Linked DNA regions of Mus musculus: all the other regions are linked to region 3. The links are chromatin loops, found by intact Hi-C in ENCODE. Cell type or tissue: heart. All regions are shown on one strand.

Region 1 (8,000 bases), 64 kb after region 3:
GAGAAGCACACAAAGTATCCATCCTGTTGGGGACAGAGCAGTTTGCTCTTCATGTCCTGATTACACAATTGTTTATTTGCATGGGCGGACCTGTCACTTCTTGCTCTATCTAGATGGGGAGCCGGCAGGTGTGCGTGGGAGGGTAATTTCATCAAGTAGTTTGGTCTGCAGTAGGCTCTTGGCAGTTGGAACAGCCATTCATCTGCCTGCCTGGGATTCAAAGTTGTTGAATTTTTATTTATTTTTTTACTTTTATTTGACATGTATGGGTGTTATGCGTGCATGTATGTTGTTATGCTATGTGCATGCCTGGTGCCTAAGGAGGCCAGCAGGGTTGTCATATCCCTCTGGAACTTGAGTCACAGATGGTTGTGAGCCATCATGTGGGTGCTGAATGGGGAAATTAGATCTGGGTCCTTTGGAAGAGCAGCCAGTGCTCTTAACTACTGAGCCATCTCTCCAGTTCCAATTCAGAACGAGTTGTAAGACTTTGGCCCATGGAATCCAGCAAACTCAAGGATACAAGTCTACACTTAGTGGCTGAGTGACAGCACCATGAGTTGGGTTTATAGACAGGGTACCCGCTCCCCAAGCCTTATTGTTAAGGTTTGGACACAAGCATCTACATACATTTCCCTTTGGCAACACGAGCTACTTCTCAAGTCTTTCCCGACTCACCAAAAGGCTAAGTAAGGAATGAGGACTTATACAAGGAATGTCTAGGACCAGGAAGTAGTCTTGGGTTCACCCCCTTCTTATCCTCACCTGGGTTCTTTTCCTGCGTTGCCTCTCAGTGTCCCCCTCCTTCGGGCTCTCCTTTACTGAACACTCAAATAAGAAAACCCTTTCCTTTACATTCAATATGTTGTCCACTTAAGAGCAGCTCCAGAGAAGAGCTAAGTGGCCATGGTGATGGTGACAGCCATGGAGGTGGCCTATGGTGGTCCTGCTTTATTTGCTATGAGGTTTCAAAGATTTCCTTTGGGTGGGCTGGCATTTTGCCTTTTGGGCAAACCCTTAGGAGGGCTGGATAAAGTCCTAGCATCAATTTCTCCCTATTACAGCAAACCCCAGGGTCTGTAACAAAATGCAGTTATCCTGTATCCATGGCTCCATTGTAGGAAAATCTTACCTGTTCTGAACGCACTGTTTTTTTCCTTATCATTCCTTAAACAATGTGTGGTGACAACTATTTCCCTACACTTATACCATAGCTAGTAGTATAAGTAATTTAGACGGTGTTTAAAGCATTTTGAAGATGTGTGGGGTTCCAATGGGGGACCCAGCATTCATAGATTCTGATATGAGAGGAGGGTCCTAGAAGCAGTTCTCCATGGCTACTGAAGGATGGGTGTTTCTCAGATGTTTCCTTTCCTTTGCCCTCTTCCAGGGAGGATAAGAGTAGGCAAAGAATGGAATAGGTCCCATCAGAACACACTGAGATGTTTTGTATGGGTCAGGCACTGCTGAAACTGTGTAAGGCTTACAAGGTAGAGATCTGAGGACCGGGCACACAAGAGAACTTAACCCATCATGAAGGAGAACAGCAGTGCCTGGGGGTCAGTAGGTGACAAATTGCTTGATGGGTGGTAAGTGACAGGCAGCTCAGGTGATTGATTGCTGTCACAGAGCTGGTGATTTTTCTTGCTGTGAGCAGGATATGTAGACCGGTCCATGCTGGGCTGTTTATTCAAGAGCTTGGGTAAGTTCTGAACTGCACCTCAGGGAATAATACTGTGGGCAAAAGTCCCCAGAGGGAAGCCACACCTCCCAATGCCCTTCTGCAAGGCTGATGGGGTGATTAGGACCTCAGTGATCATGGAGGGCTTGGAATGGTTTAGTTCCAGAGCCCGATTCCACTTTATCTTGGGTTATCTTTGGCTCTCTAAATAGCCATCTCTTGTCCACTTCTTACATCCTTGTGGTTGACAGATAGACCCTTTTGGAATGTATTCACTTAGCAGATCACCAGGTTCCACCAACCAAAAGGCTAAGCAGAGTCTGCTCTAACCCGCCCACACGATGTTTCCACCAATGGCTTTGCATAGTGCCTTAATGTATGCTTTCTTTGTTCGGTTACTACAATAACAGTGTGATGAAACTGTTAACTACATCGGAACATGGAATTTGAAGTATTTCGAATCTGTGTTCCAGAGCCACGATCATTTATAGCTGGCTTCAGAATAAACGTTTTTAAATCCCCTCTGAGGTTAGAGCTATGCTTCTTATGTGGACACTGCCTGACTCTTCGTCTGGCTGCCAGAGTCTTGCTCTGATTCTGAGAACTACTCATGTTCCCAAGAGGCTGGGGCAGAGTGAGAAAGCGCCTAGTGGACACGGGCATTTCTACTAGGTTATATAGCCATCCTGCATATCACGAGCGTCTCACTCATGATACTCACTAGCTTAAGAAGAGGAACCTTCACAAACCCCATCCCTGTGATGGGGTTGGTATGAGCCAGGATGGAGATCTGAATCTTGACCATGAGTCGGAAACTTGGAATGTGGATAAGAACCCCAGAGCAGCCAGCGGTTATAAGTGGACTCAGTGATCTCCTTTTACCCCATCCATCCCTGAATCCATCCCTGGCTGACTGATTGGGGAACTATCCTCTGCCCTGAGGTTTTTGTTTTTGTCTTTGTTTTTGTTTTTCGAAACAGGGTTTCTCTGTGTAGCCCTGGCTGTCCTGGAACTCACTTTGTAGACCAGGCTGGCCTCGAACTCAGAAATCCACCTGCCTCTGCCTCCCAAGTGCTGGGATTAAAGTATGCACCACCACTGGCGGGCTCTGAGTGAATTCTTGAACCCACTGCTTTAGACCAGTTCAGCTTCTAGGCGCCTCCACACCTCCTCCAAGGGGCGGGCCCACAGGAGGCCTCCTGCCGCCTACTCTGGAGCTGGAAATATCAGGGCCCAGCAAACAACTTGCGCTTCTTATACTTTTCTCTCCTTTCTTTATTCTTTCCAGGCCTAGGAATGTTCATCCCCTCCCTTCCCCCCTCTTCTCCTTTGTCAGCTGTTTGAGAAGAAACAATTGCGTAGCTGCAGACCTCTGGCTCTTGCTTTTAATCCTGCCTTGCCGGCATACCCCCCTGGGGAGATTCTCCTGCTTTCTCTCCCCTCCCTGGATGGGGCCTAACATCCCCAGGGAAGAGGCCTGGCCTCTTCTGATGAACTGAAAATGGGATTAGGATGGGCCACAATTGGGTCTGTACTCCTGTGCAGGAGGGTGAAGTCGTGGATTGATGGAGTCAGGGCTGCAGTTCTCTGCCAGCTTCCGACACCACCGACAGGAGATGAAACAAGACAGAAGTAGCTGGTGCCAGGCACTGGAGCCAGGAGATGCTGGAAGTGCAAATTAGCTGACCTTCATTTTGTGTCCCTGCCAGAATGGTTTAGCAGAGAGCCAAAGTGAAGCCTGTGCAGACAGCAGGCGAGTGGTAGCGGTGGGGAGCACTTGCAGGCTGCCTCCCCACGCCTTCATTTAATTTGTTTTGTAGCAAGGATTGCTACCTATGTAGATCCACTCAAGAGTGGCAAGACAGTCATGGCAACCATGGCTTGTAGTTAGTGTGTTTCTCTCTCAGGGCAGCTCAGGGCAGGATGCCCAGAGCTAGGCAAGAATCCCCCGTGCTGGTAGAGTCTAGGGTGGTCCTGTCTGATTCTCTGTTGCCGTCAGGATGGAACTTGTAGCTTACAGTCTAAGAGGCCATGCAAACACCTGGCACCACAGTGACATGCCAGCAGTGGAAGGAGAAGAGACAAGACAGGAAGCTCCATCAGAGGACCGCGCTGGAGGTGTAGTGAATCTTCCTTCTCCTGTCTTCCTGGGCCGGGACAGCCAAGTGCTGTGGCTGCTCCTGGCCTCAGACAGGCAGAACATGGAATCTTCATTCCCAGTCGCCATGCCCAAGTGGAAGCTGGAAGTTGAGTCACGACTAAGAAGGGGGAGAAGACACTGGGCTGTGCTGAGTCTTTTCCTATAGCTGAGAAGCGTGGAAAACAGAGATACGTTTCTTTAGGTTGGGCTGGAGAGATGGCTCAGCGGTTAAGAGCACTGACTGCTCTTCCAGAGGTCCTGAGTTCAATTCCCAGCAACCACAAGGTGGCTCACAGCCATCTGTAATGGGATCCAATGGCTTCTTCTGGTGTGTCTGAGGACAGCTACAGTGTACTCACATAAAATAAATAAATACGTCTTTAAAAAAGAATGCTTTCTTAAAAAATTTTTCTTTAGGTCATGTGCTTTAAACATGATAGAGTTGGCCTTCTAGCCCATCCATGCTTCTAGAACCCCATGTTTGCTATACTGTCATCTAAACTTCGATGCCCAGGTCTCTTATATAAAATGGCAAGCCCACTAGTTACGGCCTGTCCATATCCTCCTGTCTACTTAATTTTATTTAGAAATTACTGTGTTACTTTAAAAAGATGATTGCATGTATTATTTGTTTTTAAATTGTATGTGTGTGTGTGTAGTAGCCTTAGAGACCTAGCGAGGACATTGGGTCTCCTGGAACTGGAATTACAGGTGGTCGTAAGTTATCATGTGGGTGCTGGGAACTGATCTAAGGCCTTCTGCAAGTGCAGTGAGTGTTCATAACTGTGGAGCCATTTCTCCAGCCCCTGTTGTTGTTTTTGTGTATAACACACACACACACACACACACACACACACACACACACACGGTGAGAGAAAGAGAGAGAGAGAGAGAGAAGAGTGAGAAGAATGATGTCTGTGTGTGTGGGCCATGTGATGTCTATGTATTGGTCATGTGATATCTATGTGTTGGTCGTGTGATGCCTATGTGTGGATCATGTGATATCTATGTGTGGGTCATGTGATGTCTGTGTGTTGGTCATATGATATCTATGTGTTGGTCATGTGATATCTCTGTGTGGGTCATGTGATGTCTATGTGTGGGTCATGTACCACAGGGCACATGTGGAGGTCTAAGGACACTTGAGGAGTCAGTTTTCTTCTTCCACCTTAATGTGGGTCCTGGGAATCAAACTCAGGTCATCAGTTTTGTGCAGCAGGTGCCCTACCCACTGAGCTAGCTCCTCTCATATGCTTTAAATGATTGCAGATTATTATACCCAATTCATGGTAAATGGTATGTAGATAATTCTCAGACTATATTGAGGGAATAACAAAAAGGAACAAAAGGTGGGTACATGTTCAGTTTGTATGTAATCATCTGCCCAGATATTTTAAAGTTTTGGTTGAATCTGTGACCACGGCATCCCTGACTCACTCTGACCAGTGGCTTGGTGACAAGTGACCAACTTCAGAGCACAGCCCAGCCTCAAGCCTGGCTATCGCACGTTTGTCCGGGGTCCCTCAGGCTGCTCAGTGTCAGGAATCCTTTTAACCCTGAACAATTAACTGAGGCTCCAATTTGTTTATTCCTGTTATAGTTCTTGCCCAATTTAACATATTGGGCATTAAAACAGGGACTTTTAAAACATTAATCAATTAAAGAAATAATAGAATTTGCCAGGTGGTGGTGGCACACATATTTAATCCCAGCACTTGGGAGGTAGAGGCACACAGATCTCTGACTTCGAAGCTGGCCTGGTCTACAGAGTGTGTTTTGGGACAGCCAGTGCTACACAGAGAAACTCTGTCTAGAATGGACATTCAAACAAACAGAAAGACAGACAAACACAGAACAAAGAAAGAGAACGCATTGCTTCTCAGGCTTATGACTCTTCCTTGATACCTTGCTTAAGGAGATTCAAGTATGAGAGAGAGTCCAGCTCATTTCTCTTAAGCCAGGGTTTTTCTTTTTTTTTTTTACTAGACAGCAGTGGAAGGAGAGGAAAAGCATAAGACCCCAGCGTTACAGAAGCATATGCACATATGTATATGTGTGTGTATATACACAAACAAATATATACACACACATATATGTGTTTGTGTGTGTGTGTGTGTGTGTGTGTAATTCTTTCCAGATCCATCGGATTTCCTGATTTACAGCTAATTCTTTACCGTATAATTCTATTATGTGATTACCACATTTTTATTATCCACTCATCTGTGCATGGACATCTAGACCAGTTCCGTTCCCTTGCTATTGCGAAGAGCTCAGCAGTGCACATGCATGTGCAAGGACTTCCATGGTAGGCTAGAGTCCACTGGGTTTATGACTTGAAGTGGCACAGCTGTGTCATATAGTAGTTCTATTGTCATTTTTTGGGAAAGCCCCCTTCACACCGACTTCCTTAATCACTGCGTTACTTATGCTCCTGTCAGCACTGCATAAGGATTCCCTTTCTCTATATCCTTACCGGCACTGTTGTTCATTTTGATGACAGCCAGTGTGAGGTAAGGGGTAAGAAAGAATCTCAGTTTCGTTTCCGTGTGCTTTTCCCTGATGGCTGAGGATGCTGAAGACTATAAAAAGTGCTTACCAGCTATCTGTGCTCCTTCATCTGCTTGTTTCATTAGCCCATAGACCATGTATGGATTCTTTAAAAAACTTAATGTTTATTTTTGACAGTACTAGGCATTACACTCAGAGCCTCATGCATGCCAGGCATGTGCTCTATCATTGAGTGACATCCCCAGCCTTATTTTATTTTTTTGTATATATGTATGTATGTGTATGTATGTTCATGTGTATATGTATGTGTAGATGTATGTGTATGCATGTGCATGTATGTATATGTATGTTCAGTGTATGTATGTGCATGTATGTGTGTATGTATGTTCATGTGTGTGTGGATGTGCATGTATGTGTGTATGTATGTGCATGTGTGTATGTTCATGTGTGTGTATGTGCATGTATGTATGTGTATGTATGTGCATGTGTGTATGTATGTGTATGTATGTGCATGTGTGCATGTGCATTCACTTGTGGATGTCAAGGGTAACCTCGGGTGTCAGTACTTGCCTTGTGCTTATTTGGGGCAGGGTCTCCTTCTTGTTGGCCACTGTGCACACTGAGGCAACTGGCCTGCAAGTTTTTGGGTTTTTCTTGGCCCTGCCTCCCATCTGGCTGTAGCAGCCCTGGACTCACAGACACATGCTATTGTTCCTGGTATATGTGGTTTCTGGGGATTCAAGCTCAGGTTCTTATGCTTGCTGTGCAAGTATTTAACCCCCTGGGCCATTGCCTCAGCCCTATTTAGTTTTTTGACACAAGATTGTGCTATGTAGCAGAGACTGGCCTCCAACTCCCTGTCTGTCTCATCCTCTCAAGTGCTCGGCGTACAGGCACGTGCCACCATACTGGGAAGACCTAGTACTTTTTTTTTTTTTTTTTTTTTTTTACTTTGTGTATTCTTATCCCAAATCTGAAAGACTAGACATATTCTTTTTCTTTGAAGGAAATACTGTGTCCGTTGAAAGTGTCTGCCAGTTTCTGAGGTTCTGTGTTCTGTCTTGCTGGGGTGTGGGAACTCCACTTGGGCAGACAAAACACAGAGTGCAAGTAATTGGCTTGCAGTGAGCGCTGACGCACTGTTCAGGGGTGAAAGAACACACAGCCTAAGATGGGGACCCCAGCCCGGGTGAGAACCGAGGCGGGCTGAAGCTGAAGCTGAAGAGGCGGGGCTCTCAAGTTTCCAGGCTTCCAGTCATAGCTGGAAATCCTCTGGCTTAGCTCGGCAGTGAGCATGTCCTGGAGTGCCTTCTGTGGGGCCTTCTGTGGGAGACTTAGGCAGTGTGGCTCTGTATGGCGAAGGCTTTCCCCACAGTGGTTCTTGATAAGAGAGACAGTCCTTGCTTGTCCATACCATTTATTTATTGTTCACTATGGAAAATGGGTGCATTCGACTTACTCAGGGTGGACCAGAGATTAAATACCTTTTGCAGGAAGAAATGTCTGGGAAGGGAAGCTTATTGGCTAAACCCTCTGGGCGGGCCCACCTAGATACCTCATACTCTGTGCTATGTGATTAGAGGTTACAATCTTCCTGGGGTGGGGGTGGGGGGTGGGGTTGTGATCCCATGCTCCAGGAAAGGAGCCCTGATCAGGAGAAGGTGAAACGCC
Region 2 (8,000 bases), 260 kb before region 3:
GTTAAGAAAATGTCCCACAGCCACGCCTACAGGTCACTCCAATGGAGGGGAGTCTTCAGTTGAGATTCCTTCTCTCCATGCATGTCTAGGTTTGTGTCAAGTTCACAAAAACCAACCTTGACAGCTAGCATATGTAAGGAAGGAGCCTTGACATCCTGCATACATAAGGCCCCATGTTCAATTTTTTTACTGCCAAAAAAAAAAAAAAACAAAAAACAAACAAACCCATAATGCTATGAACGGAACAGAAACATGCACAGGTTTTTGTGCGAATGTGTTTTTAACTCTCTTGGGGCTGCCCAAAGGAATTGCTGGCTCATGCAGTCTGTGAGTCACTTTTTTCGTTGTCGTGTTCAAATACTTAACAAAAACAACTTAAGGGAGGAAGGGCGTACAGGTCAAGGGGATGAGCTTATAGAGGCTGCAGAGGAGGCCAGCCCCACTGCATGGTCTGTCAAGAAGAGCAGGAGCTAGGTGCTGTGCGCCTCTTGCTTTGCGCTAGTACTAAGACCAGGACTCTGTGGATGGTGCCGCCCACATTTAGAGCAGGTCTTCCTATTCGTATCAGCTACTTTTCTATTGCTGTGGTAAAACACCATGACCAAGGGAACTTTTAGAAGGAAGGATTTATTGAGGCTTATGGTTCCAGAGGTTTAGGGTCCATAATGGTGGAGACAGTATGGCAGCAGGCAGCAGTCTTGGCAGCCAGAGTTGAAAGCTGAGAACCAAGGACTCACCTCACTGCAATCAGAAGGGGGTAAGGAGAGAACTGGGAAGGGAGAGTGGCTTTTAAACATCAAAGCCTGTCTCATCCCCAGCCGTGACATATTTCCTCTACCAAGGCCACACCTCCTAATCCACTGCAAACAGCACCTGCAACTGGAGACCGAGTATTCTAACACCTAGTCCTAGGGGGGGATATTTTTCATTCAAACCACCCCAGTTAATCCAATCTAAAAACTCTCTTATGAACATGTTCAGAGATTCGCCCCTAAGGGATTCTAGACCTCGTCAAGTTCAGTGTCAGCCATTACAAGTCCAGCCCTTGACACTATGACACCCAGATGCATTACTTGTAAGCCAAAACTTCCCATCTTTTGTCCCTATAATCGCAAAGCCATTTTATAAGATGAATTCCACCTGTCACTAAACGTCCCTATAGTCTGTAAGAGTCCCAACACTTTTCAAAAGTCTAGAGTTTCTCCTATGTAATAATAATAATAATAATAATAATAATAAAAGTTACAAGCTTTTAGTACACAATAGCACATAATGAATATTCCTCTTCACAAGGAGGAATGGGGACATAGTGAGGAATGATCAGACCAGAGCAAACCAAAGTTCAGCATGAAGCAGCGTGGTGCCAGCCATGTCTCTCTATACCTGCCATCAAGGGTTCACCGGGCTCCAAGCATCGTGCGTAGCCTCCCTGATGTCCCCAGCGCTGCACAGAACACAAACAGCCTCTCTCTTGATCCAGCCCTCCTTGTGGCTGTGTGATCTTCCTGATACGAACAAAGAAGGAAGACTGAAGTCTGGTGCCAGGCAGAGGAGGAACGTGGTTTGGGGAAAGCGATCTCACATGATTCTGAGAACTTGTCAGACCATCTTGCAGGAGAGATTGGAGACAATGATTTGACAGCGATGGATGGGACAGTATCTTGGCCGGGACTTCTCTAGTTAAGTCTGAACCTCACATCAGGACCCCAAAAATAGATGTGGGTGTTGCTGGAACTCTTTGCTCTTCTTCCTAATGTGGCCTCGCTGAATCAACTTCCCTTTTCTGCTTTTCACTGTTCCTTGTGAGTTTAATTGGCCTGTGGAGGGTGGATGGCCAAGCCCAGGTTTTAGGGCTTCCAGGGCTCAGGCTCTGATAAGCCATGGCTGGGGGTAAAGACATATTGTGAGCATTAGGCACTGACCCCAGACGGAGAAGAAACATTAACCAGTCCAACCCAGCATCCCGCTTTATCCCCTCTCAGGCACACCATCCCCCACCCCCATTTTGGTAAAGCAGAGAAGAAGATGTTTGGACTTTGTTTTGTATGCTTGAGAAAGTCTGACCTTTAGTAAGCTACTCCATGGTGGGTGCCCCTCAGGTGTCTGTCTTCTTATAGTTTGGGGTCCCCTTCGAGCTATTTGGTTTTGCTTTCTTTTTGTTTGTTTCTTTGTTTTGGTACCATTCCAGCCTCTGTTTTGTCTTTAGGAATTCCGTGTCACTGAGGTCTTGCAGAGATCTTTGGGCTACTGTGTTCTGTGTATAATGGTCTTGTTAATTTGGCAGCTCTTTTGAGCAAATTAGGAGTCCTCTTGAGCTATTCCAGCACAAAACATTACTACCACACTACAGGGAATATTGAAATGTGTTGATATTTTGGGGCTCTACTCTGTTGAACCCTTGGGATTCTGTTGAACCACTTGAGACAAAGAAACAAGGGTGTTGTGCTCTCTATTGTGTTTCTGTAACCATGGGAAACAATACGTCTATATCAGCTGATGCTGCCCAGGGAGAATTCTAGTGGACTTATCTTTTCTAAAGGTAGGAGAGCTCACTAATTTGCATTGGGGCAAACATTAAATTGCTCCTAGTATTTCTGAAAACAACTGCGTTGCAAACCTCTGGTCACTTCAGTTTGGAGTTTTTAAAAATAATTGTTTTTATTCATGTACATGTGTGTATGTCTGTGCTGTGGGTGTGTGGGCAACCATGGAGTTCAGAAGAAGGCACTGGGACTCCCTGAAGCTGAAGATGGAGGTGGTTTTGTGGCACCCTGTATGGATGCAGGGCCCGGAAGTTGGGTCCACTGAAAGACGAGCGAGCACCCCGATAACCAGTAGTCCCTCTCATCTCTGCAGCCTCTTGAATATTTTCAAACTCACTGAACTGTAAAACTACTATTCTTGGCATAGTTAATTTGAAATGTGTGTGAGGTGCATTCATTCTCGAACCCAAACGCTTAGGAGTGGTTTGGGGGCTACATTAAGACATATAGAGAAAAGTCTTGGGTTTGGGGTTCAAGGGGACGCTGAGGCAGGTTGATGTTTGGGTAAGAGGTTTGTTAGAAGATTTGTAAATGGTACAGGAGACAGCATGGCAAAGGCTTTGAGGATAATTCAACCCCAGTGACAGACAGATGGCTGGTGTGGGGGCAGGGGCACGTGCGCACGTGTGTGCCTGTGCACTCTGAGGAGTACTCCAGCCCAGGTGGAAGAACAGGGCCTTCCTTAGTTTTCTTGGGATGGGAGAAGGTTCCATGTCCCATGGTTGGTGACTCACCCATGGCTCACAGCTATAAACAGGCTGGCTCTGATTCCTGGGCAGCCAGGGGAAAGAGAGAGAGCTTTGTATTTGAGAAAGGCATTTATGAAAGTAGGAAAAAGGAGATCCATTTAGTTAATGTGTGCCCACCAGATTTGGCGTGTTACAGGTAACCCCCGACAGCTTGGTGACTGTCAACCTGGGGCTAGTATGCAGAAGCCGCTATGTGGGAGCTGGGAAACACATGGGCAAGACCTGAGTAGTGTCTGGTCTGAGTTCTAACATACAAGAACAGTGCTTCCTTGGGTGTGGGAAGTCTAATGAAAATATAGAAATTTAATAGTCAGCTGTAAATTTGGGACTGAAAAGAACCAAAACCCAAACTGGTTAGCTGGGACATTACCTCAGTCAGGCCAGACTATGTTGACTGGAAGACAGTTAGTGACAGATGTCCAAACCAAAGTAACTGGGCAAGGTAATGTCTTATTTTTTTAAAAGGCGAGCAGCAAAGCCAACCACCAAGAGTGAGCACAGCAGAGTGAGGAGGTCACTGCACTGCTGTCCCATGCAGGTGGAAACTGTGTCTCCCCCTTGCTGGTGGGCGGTCCAACTCAATCTGATGTAATTCACAGTCACCAGGGTGGAGAAGGGTGTGGCAGAGTCAGACACTCCCAGCTGTTAAATCCTGGAAACTGAGCCTAAGAATATCTTGTTATAGGATTTTCAAGGTGCATAGCTCATATCTATCTTTAATAAAAAAAATTTTTTTGAAGCTCAAGGATAATTTTATTAAGACTTTAAAAGAAAAGCCCCAGAGTGGGCAGAGAGTAAATCCTGGCAGTGGCCTGGAGAAGGAAGAGAGGGAAGGGAAAGTCATTTGGTCTGCGTGACACTGGCATGGAGGTTGGCCAGTGGCAGACAGGCAGACAGCCACGTGACAGACCAGTGACCATGTGGCCACGTGGCAGGCAGGGAGCGTTAGAGAAAGAGCAAGGAAGCCAAAGTACCAGAGAGCAGCGACTCAGGCTCTGGCAGCTTCCAAAAGAAAGAGACAGAAAAAACTGAAATGTTGCTGGAAAGGTGGACAGACCCCAGCGCCTCATGGGGTGGCAGGGGCTGCCTGTGGCTCTCACTCAAAGAGGACTAAGTTGTCCTAGCCGGGCAAGCTTGAGACCAACATTTAAAAGATGACTGGCCTGTCACCTGTGTGGAGAGATACTTCTGAAGGATTTCTCTGTTGCAGGAAATATCTAGAGCTAGCCCCTGCACTAGGAGATCTCACTCACTAGGTCTCTTGGACCGCCAACTCGACAGCTCTGCTAGGTCACATGGCTCCCACCAGGCCACCTCTCCAATGGGACCCCTGAGTTCCTCTCACTTTCACGAAACACCCCACTCAACCCTGGTTAACCATCTACCTAACTACTCGGTAGAATCAAGACTCTTAATGATTAATTAGCCAATCAGATTTATGTATCAATAATAACACAATTTACAAGATGCCAGTACAATAATTTCAGAGACAAATGATACTGATAAAGCTCTAACACAATTATTCTAATCTTTTGATAACACCTAAGACAGCCTCCTTTCTGGTTCTCCCTCTCCTCTGACCTCTCTGTCTCAACTCCTCGCTCCACCTCCCTCCTCCTGTCCAATCACAAGCCTCCCACTGCCCTAATGTGATTGGACAGAGAAAACTCTGCAACATTTCTCTGCTTTGTCCACATGAAATATCCATATACTTTTGTCAGAGTTCAGATGACTAACTTTGCTAATGGGGTAATTCGTAACATATATGGTGTATGTACATTTGTTTTCAGGCTGGATTTGAGACTTATTACTCACGTGATTTGGCAGGGTTCAGGAGAACACGTGGAACATCAGGAATGCAGGGCCTGACTCTTGTCTAGGAGACCACGAATGGGGGATGTATTTGACCCCACAGCCATTAGAGATGAGCTGCTTCTCAGAGACCATGTCTTAACATTCACCCGCGTGAAACCTAGTGAAGCCTGCTTCTTTGAGATGTGGGTCTTCGGGCGGCCTGGGAGCTTGAACTCTCCCAGGAGCCTCAGTCACATGTTCCGTATTCTGCAGCTTGGTGCAGATGCCAGTGAGAACCCTGGTTACTGTTCCCTGGGGCTTCGCAAAGGCGCCACACATCCCTAGCTGGAGCCTGGGTCGGGGCAGCATTGAGATCAGAAAATTGCGACTGCCTGAAAACTGTCTCCAAGGTCTCTTAGGGCAATCCATACAGGCAACAGGCTGCATGCGCTACAAAAAGGCAACTGTTAGCAAACATTGCACACTGGGTCCCCACGGGGAAATGAATGTACGTTTTAAATTACCAAGGCTCTATGCTTTACTAAGATAATTGCTTATGCTTTCTTTCTGCTGCTTTTCTTTTCAGGACTTTGACTACTTAGAGAACAAGGTCAAGGTTCATTTATGTGTCTCTGTGGGTTAAAGTCTTTTAAATGGCCACTTTAGGACTGCAGAGACCAGCTCAGCAGTGAAGGGCACTTAACTGCTTCTGCTCTCCATTTAAATTAAACCTCAATAAAATAAAATAAAATAAAATAAAAAACAGGTCCAGCAAGAATGGCTAAAGATGCTTTCTACCAAGGCCAACAATTTGAGATGGATACTGGGGATCCCCATGGTAGGAGAGGAAAACCAGCCCCTTCCAGTAAGATGTCCTCTAACTTTTACATGAACTCTGTGATGTGTGTGTGTGTGTGTGATAAACAAGTACCATTTAAAAAGACGTAAACCTATTTGTCCCTCAGGGCTGCCAAGATGGACTTGAGGAGTCCCCCGGCCTCTTTGTTCCTCCCAGTGCCCACACCGAGTAAATAGCCTGTATTCGCGCTTTCCATATGATGCGCCTGTTTGATTGGCCCACTGAGCAGGTAGCCAGGTCCAGAATGTGAAGGTTCCCAGAGCTGGGCCTCTGCCCTTCAAAACTCGTTCATCAGCAGATGTCTCACCGCGCTGGCATATACCACATCCTGGGGGTCCCCACTGCAGCGTGGGCTTCACCCTCAGTCTCTCCTGATGGCCTCTTAGGGGCTCCTTGCTGGAGCTCCAGTTCTGGACACATACTGCTTGACACATAGTGGCTCTCTGGAACTTTGCTGCAAGCCTCTACGGTCCCTTCACCTTGGCAGGTTCCATGCCTGCCAAACAGTACCACGCAGAGGTCAGTGCTGAGTTCTTTTGCCAGCTCAAGGGGTGGCCTGGCTTCACTGGACCACTGTTGTGTCAGCTTCTGTGTGCTGATCCTGTGGAACATTTCTCTGATGGGTTGGTTTTCCATGGGGAAGCCCTTCAGTTGCATTCTTAGTTTAGGCTTTCAGTGTGCAAATTGAATTTTCAAGAGTCGGAGCTTCAATGGGTGGCACCTTTTCTACTGTGCTCCCTGCCACCGCACTCCCCACCTCCCCAACCCTTGGTTTATTCCAGACAGGGATTCCCTGTGTAGCCCAGGCTGTCCTGGAACTCACTTTGTAGACCAGGCTGGCCTTGAACTCAGAAATCTGCCTGCCTTTGCCTCCCAAGTGCTGGGATTAAAGGCATGCACCAACCTTATTCAGCCTTAATCTATAACCACCTTTTTTTTTTAGTTTTAAGATTTATCTTTATATTTTTAAATTATGTGTATATGTGTATTGAGGAGGTCCTCTGCAAGTGTGAATGCAATGCCCATCAGAGTCAGAAGAGGGAGTTTGAGCTGTGTAATGTGAGGGCTAAGAACCGAAACACACCCCAACCCCCAACACACACACCCCCACCCCCACCTCCCCCCACCCCCACCCCTGTCCTTTGTAAGAGCAGTATGCATTCTTTTTTTTTTTTTTTTAAGATTTATTTATTTATTATATGTAAGTACACTGTAGCTGTCCAGAAGAGGGAGTCAGATCTTGATACAGATGGTTGTGAGCCACCATGTGGTTGCTGGGATTTGAACTCCGGACCTTCAGAAGAGCAGTCGGGTGCTCCTACCCACTGAGCCATCTCACCAGCCCCAGCAGTATGCATTCTTAATGACTGAGTCTTGTCTCCACTGACCTTATGTTTAACAATCAAAAGATTCACACCCAGAACAGCCACAGAGGATGGCTCTTCTAAAGCGAGCACAAGCATGTGAATAGGAAACTTAAGGGCTCTAGTCTCGTGAAGGAACGTTTCATTGAAGCAGACACAGGAGAGAGGATGTTCTGCTAAAGCAAGCACATGAAAGCACATGTGATGACATGTATTGGTCCCCCTTACTTTTGCATAGTTGAGCTGCATTTGTCGGGGTACCATAAAGAGAACACACCAAGAAATTTCTGGTGTGGTGTGTTATAGTTTCTGGATGCTTCTGCAGACGTAGGCTGATTGACAGAATGATGCCAGCTAAGACAGATGATGTACCAGTGCTGAGACAAGACAAGTGTTGAGGCAAGACCCGTGGAGGACACATGATGTTTACAGAAAGTATAAATAGGAGTTGATGGACGGTGCCGGGGCGGAGCTTGGCTTGCTAGTACAGCTAGCTGTGCATCGCTTGTGGGTCTCGAGTCTTCTCTGATCTTCACTTCCCTGAGAGAGGCACAGTGGAGAACTTCTCCTGGTGTTCCTGCTGGTCCCTCCTGCTGACTGGAGCCAAGGCTGAGGCCTGGCTGTCTCTGCTAGGTAGAGTCACCACTGCTGATTCGTGTCTTATAAGCTGTGTAACAACTTGAAAAACACC
Region 3 (8,000 bases):
TTGAGCCACAGGAATGTGCTCACCCCACAATATTTATATGGCTCTGCCCACATCTCTCCTGCCACCATTTTGCCTCTGTGACTTGCATGACTAGTATGTACATATTTCTTCCCTCCTACATCACACGCGCACGCAAGCACACACACACACACACACACACACACACATACACACACACACACACACACACACACACACACACACACACAGAGCGAAACTCTAGTGTTTTCTGTCCCTGTCCCTATCCCTTGACCATCCTTCTGGCAGAGGAACTGCCCCAGGAATACCAGCCCAAAGGGTACAAGGAGAGGTAGAAAGAGGGAGACATGCTTACTCTTGGTCTTTGAGTCCAGTTCCTTGGAGATGTGAGCTCAGACTCCCCCCACATACACACAACATGCCTTCTGTCTTGTCTATGTATGGCATGGAGTTAACCCAAGATAGCCAGTTTTCTGAGGCAAAGCGGTTCACCCAAAGATAACTGCAGTTTCCTTTTCAACTTAAAATTAAAGAGGAAAAGTCAAACAATGAACTTTGCCCCACTTTGGATAGAAAATGTTAAATCTAATCCTGGTAGAGAAAATGGTTCTGAAAGCCGAGAGCTATGTATTTCTTCACACTTAACCTTTCTCTAAGCCAACTCTGTTCTCTTTTTTTTAATGAGAGAGCGAGAACAAGAGAGTGAGCAGGTGCTTATACCATGGTGGACACGGAGACATCGGAGAACGGCCTCATAGGTCCTTTTATCTACCATACTTGAGACAGGGTCCTCTGTTGTCTGGTGACTTGTAAGCCAGGCTGGCTCTCCTGCAAACCTTCAGAGCATCACCTTCTCTATGTCCCGCTCACTGTAGGGGTTCTGGGATCAGAGATGCTTGCTACCATCCTTCAGGCGGGTTCTTGAGACCAGAACTCAGATCCTCACTCTTGGGCAGCAAAGCGCTTTCTTTGCCCAGGTATGGTTGGTTAGCTTGGATTTCACGGTCAGTCAGCAGACTGCTTCCTGGGGACTGGTCCTGGATTAAGCTTTCTCGAGGCAAGAGGCTTTCCATTCTCATTCGTCTGAGCCCAGGGCGTGAAGCATGCTAGGCAGGCCCTTCATTCTTCCTTGGGTCTCCATTTCTCAGGGTGATACCCAGCCTCCTTAGGGTCTGTGGTGTTATCATTTATTTGTTTGGTACACTGTCCCCCTTCCCCAACACACTCTGAACTCTATTTCCACAGTGAGTGCTATGGCCCCAGTTAGGATCTTTCTCTCCCAGTATCTGCATGGCTGGTTCCTTCCTTTCTGTGGTTTTCTGCTCAGCCCAGAGCTTCCAATGCATTTCCTTCTGATTTGATCCCACAACTGCCATCTACAGAGTAGATTTCATTTTTATTTTATTTTTCCTTTTACCTCCATCAAAACTTCCCAGGGCAAAGGCTGGACCTTTTCTCCAGGGCCTAGCTAGAAGCAGGCCAATACCACAGTGTTCATTTTTATTTGTGGAACATAGGAAATGGTATTTAGTGGGCAGAGGAAGCCTCCTGGTCCAGGCAGCTTATGCCCTGGTAGGTGGGTGGATTGGTACTTGGTGTCCCTTAGAGGACAGAGTGGCTGCCTGTTAGTCAGGCAGGTCATACTGAAGTCTCAGGGCTGGGACTCGGAGCTCACTTAGAGAATGCTCTGGGCCATCTGCCAGTAATTCCTCTCCTTCCCTTCCTGAGCAGTGAGTTAGCTGGGCTGGAAAAAAATGTCAGGAAATAACCCCTGCTAGAGGGGTCAGTTTGGAGGTAGTAGTGTTAATGGTCAACAACACAAAACATACTCATATAGCCTTCCTTATGTTGTCTACAAGTGAGGCTGTTAGGAAGTTGAGCTGTGTCCCCTGTATTCATAATTAGGGACCTAAGCCCGGCTCAGTTGGAAATCATGTTGGTGCAGATGCAGCCGGTTGTTAAGGCGAGGTCACACTGGAGTGGGTGGGGCTTTAGTCTCATGTGATTATTGTCCTATACAAACATTGAACTTGCCTAGAAAAGAGTGCCAGCCCGCCACAGAAGAACACGCACTGGACAATTCCAGTTAAGTGGGACCTAGAAGAGAGTCAAATGATAGGCAATAACAGTGGTTACTAGAGACTGGAGATTACATGGGAGAACAAGAAGCCAAGGTTTCATGCACAGATATGGAGTTTCAGGGTGGGACAGACTAAAAATTCTGGAGCCCGGTAGTGAACCTTAATGTTGCTTTGCTGTAGAGTTAAAAATGGTTAAAATGGTTTCTAAGAGTCAATTTAATTTTTCTTTTCTCTTTTAAGGTTGCAGTCCTTCATGGGGGGGGGGGTTGGGGCAGAGGGATGGGAGGGAGAGTACTAGTGGCAGAAGTGATGGACTGTTACATTGTATCTACACACCAGAAGCAGAGTGCTAGATGCTGCTGCTCAGACACCATCTCCCTTGTATTTTACTTTACTTTGTTATTGAGATGGTATCAAAATGTAGCCCTAGCTAGGCCTAAACGCAGGATCTTCTTGCCTGAGTTTCCACCACACCCTGAGTCTGCTATGTATGTTCGACAATGCTAATAAACCTACTAAAGTGGAAATAAGGAGGCAACAAAGATACGCGGAGATGGTTCACGAGTTTGGAGACTTTTCATCGACTGGACCACAGAGATTGCCAGCAAAGAAAGAATCAGCAGCTAGGAAAGAAGAGCCTGGCCCATCTCGCTCAGAGCCCACAGGAGGGTTCAATTCGGCCCACACCACTCTGCCCATACCTACCTGCCCACACTTTGATCTCTGACTTTGGCTCCAGAGTCTGGAGACAGTACAATTCTCTTTAAACAACCTAGTCTGTGGTGCTTTGTTACCATAGCCCCAGAAAGACACAATGCCTCTCTGTGGCTGGCTGGCACCCCTCTCCAGCCCCCTGGTTTCTGGAGAATCGAGGACAAGCTGGCTTCTAAGGGCTCTCCGAGGCTGTTCCACCCTTCCCGGTTCTTAGCCAGTCCTGCCTCCTTGCTTTCTCTCTTCCCTGCTGTCAGAGTGGAGATGACTTGAAAGCCAGGGATCTTCAAAGCTTGTTCAATGCCCTATCCTCGGGCCTGGGTGCTCCCCCAGCCCCACCTTGATATGAATTTGTAAAAATGCATATGTATAGGAGGGAGTGAGGAGTGAGGCACTTTCCTCTGATCTCTATCAGAGTTGCTTTGACAGAATGCTTGTTGCTTAGAATAAGCAGGGATAGTCATGGTGACAGCTAGGCAATACAGAGCCTGTGGCCTCTCTAGACTGAGGTGAAAACAGAAAGTCTGGCTGGGTCTGCCTTTGTAGGGCAGGAGCTACAAGAGACAGAGGTAAAGCCTTTCCCTTAGGGCCACTGAACACAAACATGGCCCTGGTTCTAGTAATAAAGGAAAAAGGCTTCCGTGTCATCTGAGGCAGAACCCGCAAGAGGATGGGGACAGGAAAGGCAGAATAGACACTAGGGTCAGTGATAGGCTCATTTCCAGACCCCGGGAGCTCACAGTCTGCACAGGGAGGCAAAGGCCTGAGAGCCTGAGAACAAGGCCTGGGCTGCTCTCCCGGGGCCTGCAGAGGCAGCTGTGGGAGCAGAGGAGATAGTCTGACAGCAGGGTTTGCAGAAGGCTGCATGGAGGAGGTGCCAGCTGAGAAAACCTTGGCAGAGGGAGGGAGGGGTGGAGAATGGGAGGCATACGGTGGAAGCAGAGAGTACCAGGGTGGTGGGTTGTGAAAGGGCCATGGGAAGATGACCAGTGAGGGTCCCTGTGCTTGGCTAATGAGGGAGGCACTGGTACAATTCCCTGTCCCAACTGTTGGGTTACCCTCCTAAGGGAGGTTTGAACAAACATCTGTTCACCTCAAATAGGGCACCAACAATGACCAAAGAAACCATTCCATGTTCATCTCTCAGGGCGGGGTGGAGGTGGGGGGACGGGGCAGGGGGCAGAGGGAAGAGACCAGTGAGTCTTCTGAGCTTGCGAATCACAAATTTCTGAGCTTCCTGATTTATATATATATATATATATATATATATTTAAGACCTGGGGTCCTAAGATTTGACTCCAGGAAGGAAGTGCAGAGGAAGTAGCCGTACAACACCAGACATCAGCTTGCACTCTCATCAGGGTTGATTCTAAACTTGTCTCTCCAAGGCTTGGCTGCCTGCCAGCTTTTGAGAGGTGACCGAGTCACGAGCACCCAACTTTCTAAGTGGATTGATGGCTGTACTTGTTGGTTTGGCGTGTCAACTGGACACACGCTAGAGTCATCAGAGAGAAAGGAGGAGCCTCCGTTGAGGAAATGCCTCCTTGAGATCCAGCTGTAAGCCATTTTCTCAGTTAGTGGTCAGTGGGGGTGGGACAACCCATTGTGGATGGTGCCATCCCTGGCCTGGTGGGTCTGGGTTATATAAGAAAGCAGGCTGAGCAAGCCATGAGCAAGTAGGCCAGTAAGCAGCACTCCTCCATGGCCTCTGCATCAGCTCCTGCTCCAGGTCAATCCCTCCTTGAGTTCCTGTCCCGACTCCTTCCAGTTATGTAGTAACTTCCAGTTATTTCGAAGTGAATGCCAAATAAACCCTTTCCTCTCCAACTTGCTCTTTGGTCATGGGGTTTTCGTCACAGCAACCCTAGCTAAGACAATGGGTTAATAAATAGCCAACTGGACTATTAGGGGGTAGGGCCTGGTCAGAGGAAGTAGGTCACTAGCATGTGGTGTGTGTGTGTGCCTTTGTAGTGTTTATCTTGCCCTCTGCCCTTTCCTCTTTGCTCCCCGGCCACCATGAGGTGAGCAGTTCTGACCCAGCACGCCACATTTGTCATAATGCTCTGCCTCAGAGAGCAGAGGCCCAGAAACAACTGAATCACTCACCGTGTCACAGACTGGAGACTCTGAGATATAAGTATAGGAAATAAATTCTTCTTGATTTTCTTTTTGGCCCTGGGAATTGAACCTAGTGTTATAGGTGAGGAGTCGAGTCTGTGGCCACCCACTCAAGTTACCAGATCTCTGTGTCTGAGGGCAAAACATTTGGTCAGCAGGGGACACCTGGTTAGAGATAGAAATAGAGACAGTTTGTTAAGAAAAAGAAAGCACTTCTGAGAATGGGGCTGGGTCTGTGAACTGAGGGAAAAGCTTGTTCTTAGAAGCACTGGGTCAGGAAATCAGTGACCATGTTTAGGCCATCTACATAGCTCCTATCTGTCCCAGTTCGAATAAGGCTGCTTTCTCAGGGATGCTCTGTTTGCTGTTTGGAGCCCAGTGAGTAAGGACTTCCAGGGTTTGTCTGACAACTGGCTTCTTTCATATGTTAATCTTGATGTAACTTTCACCAGTCCCCAATCCTCTGAGAGACTTGGGCCTAAAAATTGGGGTGGTGGTGGACAAAGAGGGTGATGATGAATTAACCTTCTATAGCTACGTTCATGTTGATGAGGGTGTAGTGGCTGCTTAAGAGGAACCACAAGATCATCTATTTACTGCTAAAGAGAAGCGTTGGCTTTCAGTGGTAGGAGTTGATTGGAATTCCTGCATTGTAGGGTGTTTTGTTTCAAGTTGTTACATAGCTTAGAAGACACAAATGTTACAAAATCGGGACTATAAGATGGAAGCAAGAGTAAAGATTACACCAATGGGTGAGCATAGAAGGTCTGAGAACCAGGAAGCCATGCTTGTGCTTGTTTTAGAAGAGCCATCCTCTGTGGCTGTTGTGGGTGTGAACCTTTAGATTGTGTGATGGTTTGTATATGCTCGACACAGGGAGTGGCACGATTAGAAGGTGTGGTCCTATTGGAGTAGGTGTGCCACTATGGGTGTGGGCTATAAGACCCTGATCTGGAAGTCTGTCTTCCACTAGCAGCCTTCAGATGAAGATGTAGGACTCTCAGCTCCTCCTGCAACCATGCCTGTCTGGATGCTGCCGTGTTCCTGTCTTGATGATAATGGACTGAACCTCTGAACCTGTAAGCCAGTGCCAATTAAATGCTGTCCTTATAAAGAGTTGCCTTGGTCATAGTGTCTGTTCGCAGCAGTAAAACCCTAAGACAGATTGTTAAACATAAGGCCAGTGGAGAGATGGCCCAGTCATTAAGAATGCATACTGCTCTTGCAAAGGACTCGAGTTCGGTTCTCAGCACTCACATTACACAGCTCGAAACTGCCCGTGACTCAAATTCCCAGCTCCCTCTTCTGACTCTCATGGGCATTTGCATTCACACTTGCAGAGGACCTCCTCAACACACATATACACATAATTTAAAAATATAAAGATAAATCTTAAAACAAACAAAACAAAACAAAAGGTGGTTATAGATTAAGATTGTGTCAGCCAGGCAGTGGTGGTACACACCTTTAATCCCAGCACTTGGGAGGCAGAGGCAGGTGGATTTCTGAGTTTGAGGCCAGCCTGGTCCAAACTAGTCTACAGTTCTCTTGTGTGCTTCCAAACCCAAGAGGGCTCCTTGGCTCTTGTTCCTAGAATAGCGTTTTACCTGTGTCCTGCCAGCCCAGAGAGAAAATTTTGTCTCATACCCAGAGTTCCTTCCATGATGATTCTTCCACATCAAACGGAGAGAGCTGTCAAAGTCTAATTGCTATTTTTTTTTAAAGTTTCTAGCGTCTCCCCTATCCCCCTAGTAGGCTGAAGCATGTTACAGGAGTCATGGTGTGTATGTATGCATGTGTGTATATGGGGTGGGCTGGAGGGGCTCCAAGCTAAGTCAGTAGGAGCCTAATTGTTTCACCTTTAAGGTGAGGCGGCTCAAGGCCATCCAGCTGGCTTTGCCTCGGGTTATAGAGCAAAGACCACAAGACCTCTCCCAAGCCTCGTGTGCTAAAATAGGCAGGGACTTTCCACTCTTTAGCATTCTTACCTATGAGGCTTTGAGAGGCACACCCAAACTGCAGTCTCTTCAGGACACACCTAATTGCATTTGACATCTATTTAAGCTTCTATATTTTGCTAACAATTAGGTTTTCTACGTACAATAATCAGATATCCCTCTAACCCCGAGGCAGGTTGAGATGAAACCTGGTGGTCAGCCCTGGGATCATTCACCACCCAAAGGTATGGCTCTCCTGAAGGCTGCTTGGATCTGGTTAGTGAAGGTTCAGGAGTGAAGTGGCCAGTAACACTGGAATTCCAGCTCAGCTAGCTGGTCAGCGTGCAGGATGATTTGGCAGCTCTGACGTCAGCAGGAGTCTCAATAACAGCAGTGGTTTGAGCTGCCGATGGCAGTCTCTCTCAGGGTCTTTTAGGATTTATGATGAAGATGACGTCACTTTGCCTCCTGTAGAGACTCTATCTGGAAATCAAGGTTGGTGTTGCCTCTGTAGATTTCTGCTGCAAGGGATGAGAGAACATCCTTTTCCTTCATCTTCAGGACATCAAAGACTCCAGACATTGTGACTTTTCATTTAAGTTATGACAGGAATTAACAGTATTGCTGAACAATGTGGTGTGGATCCTATCTTGGGCAATGGAAAGCTGTCTTTTGTTTTTCTTTCCATCTGTTTTGTTGGGAATGTTCAGTCCAGTGATGAGACTAGGTCAGCAATTGGCTCTTGCTTCAGGTCTCTCTTACTCACCATCTAGAAGGCACTGTTTCAGCAGATGACTCTTTGAGGTCCAACTTCCCTGTTTTTTTTGAAAGTTTTTGGGCTAACATAATTATTTGTGTCATTAAGGTGAGGAATACTCGTTGGATAGTAAAAAGCAAAGGCAGGAGTATCTTGGTGAGTTGAAAGTTGTACCCATTGGGAAGGTGGTAGGAAGGTTAGAGCCTATTGTGATGTGGGGGCTGAGTGATGTGGAATTTGAGGTTTTTGGGAGTCCCCATAAGAGAAGCGAAAATCAAGACCAGAGACAGATTTGGATGCAAGAGGTGTGCTAGCTGCCCAGCGGTGCTCTGGGGTCTTCGGAGGAGTTTCTTAGTGTTTACTTGAATTGCCGAGACTCTAGGTTTGAAAAAGACACAAGGATGCTAAAAGTGCCCG

What was found. Hi-C counts contacts between places; a loop is a spot of excess contacts. Peaks named below come from ENCODE experiments on the same cell type or tissue, not always from the same donor. Only the 100,000 strongest peaks of a DNase experiment are listed, where the experiment ranks them.
Region 1: it touches region 3 in a loop (1.8-fold over the local background); 4 of 42 quality-filtered maps call a loop at or near these places.
Region 2: a loop joins it to region 3, with 5 times the contacts of the local background. A loop is called at or near these places in 2 of 42 quality-filtered maps.

Annotation. Positions count from the first base shown.
Region 1 is chr6:125,575,213-125,583,212 of GRCm38, forward strand. All of the region lies in intron 6 of Vwf (Von Willebrand factor), which reads left to right. Among named protein-coding and RNA genes, the nearest start is that of Vwf, 26 kb to the left of the region's middle. In heart, no CTCF peak of the experiment used is centred here; a DNase peak (open chromatin) is centred at 3,269; H3K27ac peaks cover 452 bases.
Region 2 is chr6:125,252,566-125,260,565 of GRCm38, forward strand. It overlaps Gm24175 (a long non-coding RNA gene), which reads right to left and starts at 5,360. Exons shown (of 3, transcript XR_869428.2): 1 at 5,108-5,360; 2 at 1,384-1,884; 3 at 609-741. It overlaps LOC115486330 (a small nucleolar RNA gene), which reads right to left and starts at 5,612; the gene lies at 5,484-5,612. In heart, no CTCF peak of the experiment used is centred here; DNase peaks (open chromatin) are centred at 1,666 and 4,196.
Region 3 is chr6:125,511,455-125,519,454 of GRCm38, forward strand. No RefSeq gene overlaps it. Among named protein-coding and RNA genes, the nearest start is that of Cd9, 21 kb to the left of the region's middle. In heart, no CTCF peak of the experiment used is centred here; DNase peaks (open chromatin) are centred at 1,697 and 4,207; H3K27ac peaks cover 1,873 bases; H3K27me3 peaks cover 270 bases.